Linked DNA regions of Homo sapiens: region 2 is linked to region 1. The links are chromatin contacts, found by Hi-C or POLR2A ChIA-PET in ENCODE. All regions are on one chromosome and are shown on one strand. The core of a region is the stretch at or near the end of the contact, and the rest is flanking DNA. Distances in the headings are between cores, read along the strand shown. Region 1 holds the start of ATAD2B (ATPase family AAA domain containing 2B). Region 2 holds the start of LBH (LBH regulator of Wnt signaling pathway).

What was found. Hi-C counts contacts between places; a loop is a spot of excess contacts on that map. ChIA-PET counts read pairs that join two places held with the same protein, here RNA polymerase II (POLR2A). Pooled maps may share reads with other maps.
Region 2: a pooled map shows a loop between it and region 1 (8-fold over the local background). The contact joins the promoter of LBH here to the promoter of ATAD2B in region 1. A Hi-C loop is called at or near these places in 3 of 50 pooled maps. POLR2A ChIA-PET finds 5 or more read pairs at or near these places in 2 of 52 experiments (A673 and OCI-LY7).

Annotation. Positions count from the first base shown.
Region 1 is chr2:23,924,687-23,931,619 of GRCh38, forward strand. It overlaps ATAD2B (ATPase family AAA domain containing 2B), which reads right to left and starts at 2,437. Exons shown (of 28, transcript NM_017552.4): 1 at 1,869-2,437. The coding sequence starts at 2,084. It also overlaps a transcript of UBXN2A not described here. RefSeq lists enhancers at 1,104-1,353, 1,452-2,370, 1,564-1,613, 2,371-3,287, 2,874-2,963 and silencers at 2,094-2,173, 2,374-2,703.
Region 2 is chr2:30,228,878-30,235,810 of GRCh38, forward strand. It overlaps LBH (LBH regulator of Wnt signaling pathway), which reads left to right and starts at 2,657. Exons shown (of 3, transcript NM_030915.4): 1 at 2,657-2,887; 2 at 5,528-5,630. The coding sequence starts at 2,862. RefSeq lists enhancers at 1,323-1,838, 1,839-2,353 and silencers at 2,157-2,706, 2,907-2,996, 3,387-3,586, 3,597-3,656.

The sequences.
Region 1 (6,933 bases), core at 1,187-3,686:
TGTTATTTATGGTGCTTTAAAACATTTTAAAAGGATCTTTGAAACAAAGTTTCATTAGTACCCTTCTACAAAGAGCTCTCATATCTTTCATTCTTTTAGCAATTTAAAAGCTACCAAATGTTCATTTCCTCATTAGATTATTGATTCCTAGCCTTTTAACATCTCTATAACAGCTGCTTGACAAATTACCTCACCTTATTCCTCGGGGGGTGAGGACAGCATGATATCCATGAATTCAAAAATGGGACCACAAACTGATGAGTGAAGATGAGCTAATTGCTTCAGATGAGTTAGACACTGCTCTAACAGACTAGGCATTCACATAGCATGATACGATTAAATGCTTACACCCTAAATATTTTCTTTGTCCTTAAATGTACAGAAAAGATCTTTTCTTAAATTGAGTTTTATTTTAAAATATGTGATAGCCTCAGTAGGTCAAGAAGCTTGAACATGTTTGGAATAGTTTCCACCGAAAGCCTCGTCTTCAAAGTACTTATTCTCAACAGTTTGCACAACTTTCAGATTTAACCTTATTTCAACCTAAGAGAGCTGTAAGCCCCCAAAATAGTCTATTAAATAGGACGTTATAATGCCCAAAATTTTATCAAAGAAAAGCCAAAACGATTTTCAAAGATATAATAAAAATATTTCAGAGTAGTATGGTAAAATATTCCTGTCTCTGCCTAGATCCATTCTGTTAGTGTCAAAACAGTGTAAGACACAAAGAAAAGCACACACAAACCGCGATCTTGTAGACCCCTAGAACATAAAATATTGCTTTCCCCCAATAAGAACCACAAAATGGTGTGGAATTAAAGGAGCATTTTAAATGAACAGCTTTTTCCAGCCAAATTACTTAGCAAGTCAACCTCTTTTAGACAGAAGCAATACACTCTTCTCTGAATTCAGAAACAATCTCATAGTAAAACAAACGTGTCAATTCCTTTAAAACAATAAATATCTGTGCTTAGCTTTATAATGTAGGTAATAAAATTTCAAGATCTTTCAATCAGTTTTTTAATTCAATCACCAGCGTCTTTAAATGTCATTTTTGCAACTGCATGACTATGGTGTTCATTCACCTTTTGTAATATAGTCCCATAACAAAAATGTAGACACCCAAGAAACCACACAGTTTTGGCATGATGGTGCTGACTATCCGAAACATTCCACTTGTTTCTTTCGACGTGCTCCTTCTGTGACCTGAAAGCTCTGGTTCCTACTAGCACCTTGGTGAGCTAGCTGGCTGGTTCCCCAGCTATAATATCATGTTTGATCTCTCCTGCCTGGAGAGGCGATAGCGTTGATTTTGTTTTTAAAGTTGGTGTCAGAGCAGCTACAAACTTTTTTCAGCATCCCTGCCTGGCTGCCAACTGGAGCTCTCTGTTCACTTCCTCACCAACTTGAACCACCCCCAAACTGAGAGTAAGCTGGAGTTAGACAGCGGCAGGAACTGACACACTTTCAAGAAGGGTTTGACACCGCAGAAAACTTTCACTTCTCCAACCCTTCCACCCAGGGGCTCTGGCCCTTCGCTCTTGCTTCCCCGCTAGAATTCCCCTCTGGGGCAGGACAAGGACACGGACAGCAGATCGTTCGAATGACGCCGAAAGGGACCCCCAAAGCCCTCTCCCCTGGACTCAAGGGCTGTTCTTCACACAAAAGAGCCGGGCCAGCTTGAAAAGCAAAGGGGCCAGCGTCGCGGCCCTTCTCTGGGTGCCACCCTCCACCGCGCCCGCAGACCCTGTCTCCAGCCGCCCGAGCGGTCTCCACTGTAGGCTTCCTACCCCCAACCCGGCCAGACAAAGCCCCGGCAGCAGGGCCGGCACTTCCGAGCCTCCGGACTCGGGACGCCGCGCTCTTACCCTGGCCTCATCCAGAGTGACGCCGGCGCCACCGCTTCCCCCGGCTTTGGCGGCGGGGCAGCTGGCGGCGCGGGTCTTGGAGGAGCGGGTCCGAGAGGAGATGAAATGGCTGCTGCCTCCGGTCGCCCCAGGCTCTGCTCCGGCCCCAGGCCCAGGCCCGGGACCAGGAGACTTGGACCCGAGAAGGCGGAGAGAGCTCTTCCGGGTGTTCACCATGGTCCAGCCAGGGGGACGGAGTCCACGCCGCGCCCGGGAGAGCCGAGCAAGGCCGGCCCGCCGGCCGGTCAGTCAGGGCCAGCGGAGCCGAGCCGGGCAATGAGAGACGAGCCGGCCCGGAGCGTGCGGAGCGCAGACGAGCACAAGAGAGAGCCGGGCAGAGGAAGGGAAGTCGGCGTGAGCAGGCGGCGTGCGGGAAGCGGGGGCGGTGCTGCAGACCGGCAGCACAGACACTCCGCCGGCTTCGCCCTCCTCAGCGGGAGCCGAGCGGAGCCGCCATTTCTACCCCTTTCTCTCCCGTTCTCGCTCTCGAGCTCCGTGCGTCAAGGCTCCAGCGCCGCAGGGCCAACGAGACCGCTTCCGGCCGCAGCCACGGCGGGGCGCTGCGAAGCCGGCCAGCCCTTCCCGGCTGCTCGCTCCTCTCCCTGCCGCCTCCAGCTGCCCCGCCCCCGGCGCGGCGTCAGCGCTCGGCGGCCGGGGAGCGACGCTCTAGGCTGTCAGCTCGGTGGTTTCCAGCTCTCCCCGACCGCAGGGCTGGGGCGACCAGAAAAGCCAGACTAATCAGGACGAGTTCGGGCGTGGAATTGGGCCTGAAGCCCTCATGCCCAGCCAGGCCTGAATGCCCCAGACCCCACCGTCACCCCCGTGGCCTGGATGGAGCAGGGGACGGCCGGCGAAGGCGCGGGGTGGAAGGGGAGCGGCGACGAAGGCGCGAGGAGCTGACTGGGAATCCCCAAGCTACCCGAGGCAAGACACTGAACTTGAGTCGCACTTTTCATGCCTGTAGAAATGAGAATGACAGCTGTGATAAAAAAAAAATTCATCTGGGCGGTATCTGGAACTTGGTAAGCTTAAGAAGAGAAGGGGGGGGGGAAACACCATGCTAGAACTCTGCGTTTTTAAACAAAGCGAGGCAGGGTCGTTTTCTATCCCCTTAGCCAGATCTAAGGCGGAGCCAAAGAATGAGTACCCTGTAAGAGCCGCCTCTATCGCCGCCCCCTGCCCCCGGCCCGCTGAAGAATTAAGAATACAAAAAGCTGAACCCACAGATAAAGCATTTGCAATTTAACTTCCAAAGAAAAAAAAATTAAGCCACACAATTCATATGAAAAGCTCTGCTGTAGGCCGGGTGCGGTGGCTCAAGCCTGTAATCCCAGTACTTTGGGAGGCCGGGGTGGGTGGATCACCTGAGGTCAAGAGTTCTAGATCAGCCTTACCAACATGGTGAAACCCTGTCTCCACTAAAAATACAAAAAATCGATGGGTGTTGTGGTGGGCACCTGTAATCCCAGCTGCTCGGGAAGCTGAGGCATGAGAACCACTTGAACCCAGAAGATGGAGGTTGCAGTGAGCCGAAATCACGCCACTGCACTCCAGCCTGGATGACAGAGCCAGACCCTGTCTCAGAAAAAAAAAAAAGAAGAAAGAGAGAGAGAAAGGAAGAAAGAAAGGAAAGAAAGAAAGAAAAAGAAAGAAAGAAAAGCTCTGCTGTAAAGTAGGAATTAGGTTCATTTCAAAAATTCACAGTACAGGCCGGGCTTACGCCTGTAATCCCAGCACTTTGGGAGGCCAAGGCGGGCGGATCACTTGAGGTCAGGAGTTCGAGACCAACCTGGCCAACATGGTGAAACCCCCTCTCTACTAAAAATACAAAAAATTAGCCAGGTGTCGTGGTGCATGCCTGTAATCCCAGCTACTTGAGAGGCTGAGGCAGGAGAATCGCTTGAACCCGGGAGGCAGAGATTGCAGTAAGCCAAGATCGTGCCACTGCACTCCAGCCTGGGTGACAGAATGAGACTCCATCTCAAAAAAAAAAAAATAAAATTCACAGTACATTAGACATAGCCTACTGTTTATTGGGCAGGAGTTTATTAAACTGTTTATTAAACTAAGAAAAATTGAAAACTCAGGAAAAGTCCTGAAAATGACCAAATGGCATCAAACTTAGAGCATTCTGGCCATCTAAGCTCCCAATCATTCCAAAAAACTGTACAACACTGGAAATGACAATTTTTTTTGTTTGGGAACCAGTATGGATTCCAGAATAGATAAATCCTTCTGACACAATTTGCATACCACATCCTCTCCTGGACACTTCACCTGCCACTTAGAGTTGATGTCTTAATGGGTGGGATTCCTCATAATGGAACCATACCTGGATTTTCCTGGGTCAAGTAGCTATCACATCACTGAGCAGCATAAACAAGTATCAATTCCTGTGGAAAGAGGCTGGTTTGGGCCAGGCACTGTAGCTCACACCTGTATTCTCAGCACTTGGAGGCCGAGGCGGGAGGATGGCTTGAGACCAGGAGTTGGAAACCAGCCTGGGCAACATAGTGAGATCCTCTCCCTGCCAAAAAGAAAGAGAGAGAGACAGGGTCTCACTCTGTCACCCAGGCTGGAGTGCAGTGGCACAACCACAGTTCACTGTAGCCTTGACCTCCCAGGCTCAAGCAATCCCCCTGCCCCAGCCTCCCTGGTAGCTGAAACTACTGGGTGTGGTGCCTGTGGTCCCAGCCACTCCTGAGACTGAGGCGCCATCAGTCACTTGAGCCCAGGATGTCCAGGCTGCAGTGAGCCAAGTTCATGCCATTGTACTTTAGCCTGGGTGACAGAGTAACACCCTGTCTCAAAAAAATATTTAAAAAAAAAAAAAAAGGGTAGGGTGCAGTGGCTAATGCCTGTAATCTCAGCACTTTGGGAGGCAGAGGCGGGCGGATCACTTGAGGTCAGGAGTTCGAGACCAGCCTGACCAACATGGTGAAACCCCATTTCTACTAAAAATACAAAAAATTAGCCAGGCATGGTGGCAGACACCTATAATCCCAGCTATTTGGGAGGCTGAGGCAGGATAATCGCTTGAACCCGGGAGGCGGAGGTTGCAGTGAGCTGAGATTGCACCACTGCACTCCAGTCTGGGCAACAGTGCAAAACTCCATCTCAAAAAAAAATAAATAAATAAAAAGGCTAGTGTCCTGCAGAGGTGTGTGGTATGCAAATTATATACAAAGGATTTGTGTGCTTTCCTCCTTTTTTGTGTGTGTTTATTTGTTTTTGTAGTCCTAAATTGGGAAGGCCAAGTTACCATAACCTATACCATTTACTATCAACAAATGTTAACTTTATTTATTTATTTGAGATGGAGTCTTGCTCTGTCACTCAGGCTGGAGTACAGTGGTACTATCTGGGCTCACTGCAACCTCCGCCTCCCAGGTTCAAGCGACTCTCCTGCCTCAGCCTCCCAAGTAGCTAGGGCTACAGGCGTGTGCCACCACGCCCGGCTAATTTTTTGTAGTTTTAGTAGAGACGAGGTTTCACCGTATTAGCCAGGATGGTCTTGATCTCCTGACCTCGTGATCTGCCTGCCTCAGCCTCCCAAAGTGCTGGGATTACAGGTGTGAGCCACTGCGCCTGGAGGTAACAAATGTTAATTTTAAATCCAACTGAGCTTGAGCCCAGGAGTTCGAAACCAGCCTGGGCAACATAGTGAGTCCCTGTCTCTAGAAAATATATAAGTAAATAAATAAATCCAACTGGTATTAGGTACTCTGCTAGGCCAGGAAATACACAGATTTTTAAAAATCAAGAACGTTTAAAAATCCTCAAAGAACACACAGACATAGAGGGAATGAATAAGATAGGGAAGAAACCAGTAAACTGCAATACAATGTGAAAAGAAAGAATGAGGCAGAGACCATTAATTCCAGCAGGGATTTTAGGGAAAACCTCTGAGAGGTAGTGACCCCTGAGATACGTGTTGAACCACAAAATTGTAGACAAAAGAAAGGAAGACTTGAAAAAGATAAGGCCAAGCAAGGTGGCTCACGCCTATAATCCTAGCACTTTGGGAGGCTGAGGTGGGAAGATGGCTTGAGTTCAGGCATTCAAGACCAGCCTGCGCTGGTCACATAGTGACACCCCATCTCTATAAATTAAAATAAAATTTTAAAAAAGAGAAAGAAAAAGGGCTGGTTGCAGTGGCTCATGCCTATAATCCCAGAATTTAGAGAGGCCAAGGTAGGAGAATCGCTTGAGCTCAGGATTTCAAGACCAGGCTGGGCAATGTAGTGAGACCCCATCTCTATAAATTAAAATAAAATTTAAAAAAAAAGGAGGCCAGGCACAGTGGCTCACGCCTGTAATTCCAGTGCTTTGGGAGGTCAAGGTGGGTGGATCATGAGATCAGGAGTTCAAGACCAACCTGGCCAAGATGGTGAAACCCTGTCTCTCCTAAAAATACAAAAAAATTAGCTGGGTATGGTGGCGGGCACCTGTAATCTCAGCTACTCAGCTACTCAGCAATTCTTTGCCTCAGGTTGCAGTGAGCCAAGATCACTCTGCACTGCACTCCAGCCTGGGCGACAGAGCAAGATTCCATCTCAAAAAAAAAAGGGGGGCTGGGCTCAGTGGCTCTTGCCTGTAACCCCAGCACTTTGGGGGCCAAGGCAGGCAGATCACTTGAGGCCAGGAGTTCAAGATCAGCCTGGCCAACATGACGAAACCCCATCTCTACTGAAAATACAAAAATGAGCCTGGTGGTGGGTACTTATAATGTAATCGCAGATATTCGGAGGCTAAGGCATGAGAATCACTTGAACCTGAAAGGCGGAGGCTGCAGTAAGCCAAGACCTCACCACTGCACTCCAACCTGGGCAACAGAGTGAGACCCTGTCTCAGAAACAAAAATAAGAAAAGAAAAGAGATATGGAAGAGTTGCCTGTTTTCTACAGTACATACTAGAGGAAATAACTAAAACGTTGGTTAAATATTTTTTGAACTTAAAAAAAAAACCTGCAGTACATGCAAGAGGTGGCAAGATACTAAGGAATGCTCAGATCAAAAGCTAAGT
Region 2 (6,933 bases), core at 1,407-3,906, 6.3 Mb after region 1:
TGTGCTATGTTAACCTTATCACATTCTTTTGAAAGCCAAGACAATGAAATGCTTCAAAAAAAAAAAAAAAACCTGCAAGGCATCATATAGACTAGTATAACTGAGAAATGGCATGCTAGTTATGGTTGCATCAAAGCTTAGCCCCACGCCTCCCATATTTTATTTTATTTATTTTATTTTATTTTATTTTATTTTTTTGAGACGGAGTCACACTTTTGTTGCCCAGGCTGGAGTGCACAATTTCGGCCTACTGCAACCTCTGCCTCCCAGGTTCAAGCGATTCTCCTGCCTCAGACTCCCAAGTAGCTGGGATTATAGGCACCCACTACCACGCCCAGCTAATTTTTGTATTTTTAGTAGAGACGGGGTTTCACCGTGTTGGTCAGATTGGTCTTGAGCTCCTGACCTCAGGTGATCCACCTGCCTCAGCCTCCCAAAGTGCTGGGATTACCAGGCGTGAGCCACCGCACCCAGCCACCTCCCATATTTTCAAATGAATGGATGTGTCACTGTGATTCCAGAGGAGAAACAGAAAATGCAGACTGGGGATCACAACCCCAGGCTTATTTCTATTTTAACTTACTGACAGAGATGAACTTTAGCTAAAATGGGCATTAATAAGTTTCCCAAAGAGTAGGCCTCAGGTAATTCCCTCAATGCACTCCAATGTAGAGGATTTTTCCAGAGGCCAGATAACAGCTGGTGGAGGCCTTACTCCCCACCCTCTTCTCCAAAATGAGGCCATTTTGACATTTAGATATTTGGGAAAATGGGGAGGGAGGGAAATAGCTTTCTGAGTTTTGAAAGCTTCACATGGCAATAATCACAAACACATAAAGTGTGTCTGTTATGTGTAAAAGTGGCGCAACAGTCTTTGATCCCAGCCTCACCAGAGATTGCTACTGGGAAGAAGTGGCAGAAGGCTTCATCCTGCCCACCCGGGGTCTAGCCCAGACATTTTCCTCTGAGTGCCTGGAAGTCTCAGCCTGGAAACTAGCTCTCCAAGCATTGGCGTCTCCTGTGGCTGCCTAGATGACAATGTGCCACACCTGGCTAGTGACACTGAGAAGCTTCCCCACCCTCTGTGCAGGACATCAACAATAACCCCATCCCTGCAGCATCTCCCGTTTAGCCCCTCCATCAGGCAACACCCCCAGAGGAAGAGAATGCGTTTAGCTTGGGAGGTGGGGGAATTTCTCTGGTTGGAGGGGGCAGCCAGGGGCTTGTCATGAAGCTGTGTTTTCATAGGAAGCACACTATTTTAACTCAGGTTGTACATATAAGCATATAAGTGATTGAAAATAGCCCAGTTATTTTTAAATAAATTATTCTCATCAATTCTTATAATTTTTGTTTGGGCTGGTTTTGCGGGGACTGATGAAAATTATGAGGGTCTTCTCTCACGGCTTCCTTCAGGGTCCTACCCCTGTCGAACCTTCGCCATTAATTCTGTCATCCTTTTGCCTGAGATAAGCTATGCGTTTCCACTTTCAAGTACATATATACGGATTCAATACACTCACTGCCTTTCTTTTAAAAAGCTGATTCACTTCAAAGCCAATTTAATTTTGCTTAGTTTTTGATCTCCCCGCGCCCCCTTTCCTCAGCCCCTATACACAGGTAGGTGAGGGTTCTAAAGCCATTTTACAGGCGTGATTGAAGCGGAGGCCACAGAGCGGCAGCGCTGGGTCCCGAGTGAGACTCCCATCATGTGGCTCTGGGGGGCTGCGCAGCTTTGACTGCCTGGACAGACGCCCAGAGCTGCAATTCCTGGGCAGTGTGGGAGGCGTTCGGCTAAAGCTCTTTGTTTCTGCTGTCATGAGCGACTCCTCGGAGAAGACGTGGGAGTCAAGGATGGGGGGCGGCGTGCACACCGCCCGCCCACACCTTCTGCCCCCGCTGCAGACCGGGCGTATGTGTGTCTCCAATGGAAAAATCCTACCCAGGACGACACCACATCCTTGCTCCCACAAATAAAACCTTCCACGGAACTCAGGGCTGCAGACCAGCCCTTCGCAAGCCAACGCGCCCCGTGGGCACTCGGTCCCCCGGCTCCGCGTCTCTGCCACCTTCCCACCGCTTCTTCTTTAACCATGCTCTTGTTTCCCCTCGCTGATCGCAAGGCTGCGGGCGAGGATTCCAGAGAGAGGCCTAGTATGGGGAACAAACGCTTCAGAGGGGTCCGAGGTGGGCTGGGGACAGCCAGTGGATGGGAAGGAGGGCGCTGGCGCCGGGCGGCTGGGGTGGAGGAGTGGCGGGTGCCCTACCCCGGCGCAGAGCAGCCGCCGAGCTGTCATGTCCCGAGCGGCCCCCGCGCCCTCCTTGCGCCCACCTCCGCCGCGCTGGAGTTCGGGGTGTGCGTGGAGGGGGCTGTGAGCGGGAAGCGGCGCGGACGCGGAGTCCGGGCCGGTGCGAGTGAGCGCGTGTGCGCGTGGGAGAGCGGCGGGAGGGGGCCGGGCTCGCAGCCGCAGCGAACCACGGCCCCGGGAGCAGAGCCGAGCGCGCCCCCGAGCCGCCGCCCGCCGGAGCTGCGAGCGCTGAAGCCATTCATGATTTTGGTGACGTTATTCCAGGAGTGGGCGAGGGAGGGCGGGGCCTCTCGGGGCCAAGCCCCGCCCCCGCCCCTATAAATACGGCTTCCCGGGCTCTTTGTGGGGCTGAGTGCTCAGTGGAGAGCGGGGAGTTGTGTCCACCTTGCCGACGTCGCTAGCCGTGGGGCTGTCCTGGGAAGGCGGACGGCGAGCGCCCGGTGTCCGCACTCGGCCGCCTGCCGTGCCCGTCTGCGCCCGTGTCATCCTCACTCGGGACGCAGGGACCGTTTTTAAATCACAGGGGCGTGTGTCAGCCTGCCCTAGGACTTCATGTCTATATATTTCCCCATTCACTGGTGAGTACCCTGCGCCTGCGGCGGGCGTCTGTCTCGCGGCGGTGGCTGCGGGCCCGGGCGCCTGCTTCGTGCCGGCTCCGGGTGCGAGGGCAGCCGGCGGCGCGGGCGCTCAGCGCTAACCCGCCGCCCGAGCCCGTGCAGGAGTCAACGTCAAGGTTGCAAAGGTGGGGGTGGGGGGAGGGGGTGCTGAGAACATCCAGACAAAGGACGTGAACTCGGAGCCCTCACCTAAGTGACGGCCGGAGGGTTTGTATTGGTTGGCGGGGGAGCCAGGGGTCACGTGTGAATCCCCCCCAATGAAACCACCCTATGCGGAGAGCTGCAGGAGGCGCGCGCCCCACTTGGCGCAGGGGGGCTCCTGCTCTTCCCGGGCCCCTCCTCTTTTTCTTTTTGTTTGCATGCAAGTCTCAACGTCGAGGCCGGCAGCAGCGGGGCTGAGCTGGTGCGGCCGCAGGGTTTGCAGAGCTCCGGGGGGGTGGGGGGCGGGAAACGCTCTCCCCACACGTAACCCCACTAAAGCCACAAGCAGCAGGGCACGCGCTGCAGCCTCTCAACCCCTGCCCTCTCCACCGCCCCTAAAAACCGACGCACATTGGTGGGGGCCGGGACTGGGAGGAGCCGCCTTCGCCGTGCTGAAGGGGAAGGAGCCCGGGCCGGGCGCGGGGCGTCGGAGGTTTGCCCCGGACTGGGGATCGGAGCCGGGAGGGATGCAGAGAGAGGCAGGCCCCTGACTGCTGGGACTTCCTTGCTGGCAGTTTCTTCCTTCCTGCTCTGGGTTAGAGGAGAAGCGGCCGGGGGCGAGCGCCGGCAGCCCCGGAGCGCGCTCTCAGGTGCGGACGTGGGGAGCTCGGCCCCGAGTCTCCGGCAGGCGCTGAGCGAAGGGAAAACCGGCGCAAGCCGCGGCGGGGTCCGGCCTGGCCCAAGAAGCGGAAAGTTCATGCTTCTCGCTTCAACTTTTCGGGCCGGCGCCACAGCCCCGAGCGAGGAAGAGCCGCCCCTACGTCAGACTCTTCACCCTGCGTGCGCTCTTCTGGCTCCTTTCTTTGGAGGTCGCCAGCAGCCTTTCCAAGACCCGGGAGGAAACTGCCTTTGCAGGGCCCAGCTCCCGAACCTAAACTTGCCGCAAAGCCCCGCATCTTCTGTTAGTCTCCCTGCCCCCATCCGTCCCAGCCTGGCAGTGTTTAGAGAGGGGACTGAACTTCCCTCTCTCAACAGTTCAAGTTCCCCCACCCCGAGGCTTGTGTACCCTTCTTGTGGGTGCCCCTCCCTTGCCTCTCCCGTGGTGTGTGAGCAGCTAGGTGCCTTATTATAGGTGAAGCTTTGAAGGCTGTTGGAGGCTTTGTGCCTTTGGCTGCTCAAAATTTGCCAAGGTGGGTGTTTGGACCCATTAAGAATATTATGAGAAATTAAGGTTTAAGTTTATTTCATCGATTAGCACTTTGCAGCTTGCAATGCTTTTATGCAGACATTAGCCCTTAACCTAACTGTGAGGTATGCACTATTAGCATCAGAGTAACAGACAAACAGGACACTTGTGGCTCAGAGAAGTTACAGGACCTGTTCAAGATCACACAGTTCTTGAGGGGCAGAGCCTAGAACCTATTGCTTCTGTTTCTAAATCCAGTGTCATTTCTTATCTATGTAGTAACCATACAATTGAAGAGGCATCTGGTACCCCTGTTTCCTTAGATACTGTCCCTCAAAAGACTCCCCCATATTTTTGTTTTAAACCATGTGCACAGGCACGATGGTGGAAAGCATTGGGTGCTGTGTAGCAGGTACCTGTATTTGGTGCTTATGTTCAGCATTATGTGCACGGGATCCTGTATGTGCCCAGAGTTTGTGCAAGGATAAGGGAATATTCGTATCCTGCTTAGAGAGTACAAGGCACTTTCACATGTCAGCCATTGGTGGGCCAGCTTGGCCCCTCTGGAAATTTCCTTTGCAGTCAGAGTCGGGTATCCTTAAGGCTTTTAATCCAGGGGATGTTTTTCAAGCTGTGAGCATGCAGCTGCTGTGTCTGGGGCTAGAGAAAGGGGATGGATGGCAGATGTGAAACTTGCAGAAAAGCTGACCCCTTGGGGCTTTAAGTGGAACATTTTGCCAAAAGGAGCACCAGAGAGACAAATTTAGGAAAGCTGTATGATTGGACTTTGTTTCCCTCCAGTTGACCTGTTATTGTTATTGTGTATTAATAATATATAGAGTTCCCCTTTGGAAAGTTCATGTGAGGATTATTTTTATTCTTAGTTGGAGAAGTGAAGGGAGATGTGGTTGAATTGGTTTTAATATAGACAGATGGACTCAGCTACCTACTGTTTTGGTTTCTCTGGTTCTGTCATTTAAAGAAACATTCAGGGTCCCTCTGTGCCAGTGGGGACTAGAGTACAGGAGAGGAGGGAAGAGGTTTGCCAGAGAGGTCTGCAGACAATGGGCTTTGTCTGTTGCGGCTGAGCCCTGGGGCTGTGGGCTTGCAAGGCGCTTCCTCAGGGTGTGAGCTTGTTTTGCTGCAAGTTCTGTTTTGAACACCTCTCTTCCTGTCTCCAGACAGTCCCCTGATCCCACAGCAGTGAATGCATGAAGAGTTAGGAATGTGAAAGCGCGTGTGTTTGTTGACTTTTGGTCTGGGTTTCTTGGCAGCCCCGACTATCTGAGATCGGCCAAGATGACTGAGGTGATGATGAACACCCAGCCCATGGAGGAGATCGGCCTCAGCCCCCGCAAGGATGGCCTTTCCTACCAGGTGAGTAAGTCCTGGCTCCCCTCTGACTCTCTAGAGCCTAGTGGTTTTTGCTGGGGGTGAGGACAGACTTGGTTTTGCATCCCAGTGCCACATATAAGAGCTGTGGGACTGTGGCAGAGTCCCCTAATGCCAGTAAGCCTCAGTTTCTTCATCTGTAAAATGGGGCAACAATCGTCCTTATCTCCTAAGATTGTGGTAAAGATTCACCATGACAAGTGGATGTGTAGGAAGCATTCCTAGTGTCTGGGACAGATAAGGGCTCAGCAAGCATTAGCCATTGTGATGAATTGACCCTACTGGCTCTGTGAACTTTGCCATTCACCGCAGCAAAGGAGGAAATGATTTGTTTAGTCGATTGAGACCAGAACTTTCCTTCCCAGCCATGCCTGGGGTAGTAGAAGCATTGCTGTCGGGGGCTTCTGCAGAAGGGTGGTCTGGTGGGGATAGCCATGTCCAATGCTGCTTTCTTCCTTGGGTTGATTATTGACCTGTTGATTCAGAGTTAACATTCAAACCACTTAGAGAGGAAGATATTTTCCCCAAAGGGAGGCTAGCTCAGGGATGCTATTGCTGGGATCTTGCTTGGAGATCATCCTGTCTGGTGGATCCAAAATGCACAAGGATCACAAAAAGGGACCAGAGTGAGCCCTCTGGACTCTTACCCCAGCCCTCTCTCTGGCTTGCCCTGCTGCCTCTCTACTGCCCCTGGGTTGGGGGTGGGAGCAATGGAGCACCTGCAGTTCCCTCTGGGCTGTGAGCTGGTTTGGGGTTTTGGAGGAGAGTTCCTATGTTGTTAAACTGGGGGGAGGGAGGAGTCTCTTCTTAAGGAAGACCTTGGAGCTAGGGAAGTTGTGTAGGATGGCCAGCCCAGGGAAGTCGAAAGGGAGTGTGATGGGTCCATGGGTCCGTGCTACAGACATGAAGGTATGCCCACTGCACGCCAAGCACTCTACAGACGCTGCCTTGCTCACATCTTACCACAGCTCCCAGGCGGGGATCCTCACCCTGTTCACAGATGAGGAAATGGCTCAGCCTGAGTCAGTGACTTGGGTCTGTCTAACCCCAGAGCCTTGTTCTTCTGATGTATTGTGTGTCCACACCATGGCTTGGTTCCGCTAGGGTCTAGGTTGACTCTGGCTGGTCATTCCTTAGAACTGTTCCAGGGACATTTATTTTGTAAATTAAAAAAAAAAAAAAATCAAATAGAAAGCCAGGGAGCCAGGGTGGGTGCCATGGAGGGAAAGTAATCAGATAGAACCAAGCTAAAAGTTCAGGCAGGGTCACTTAACTTCAGACATGCTTG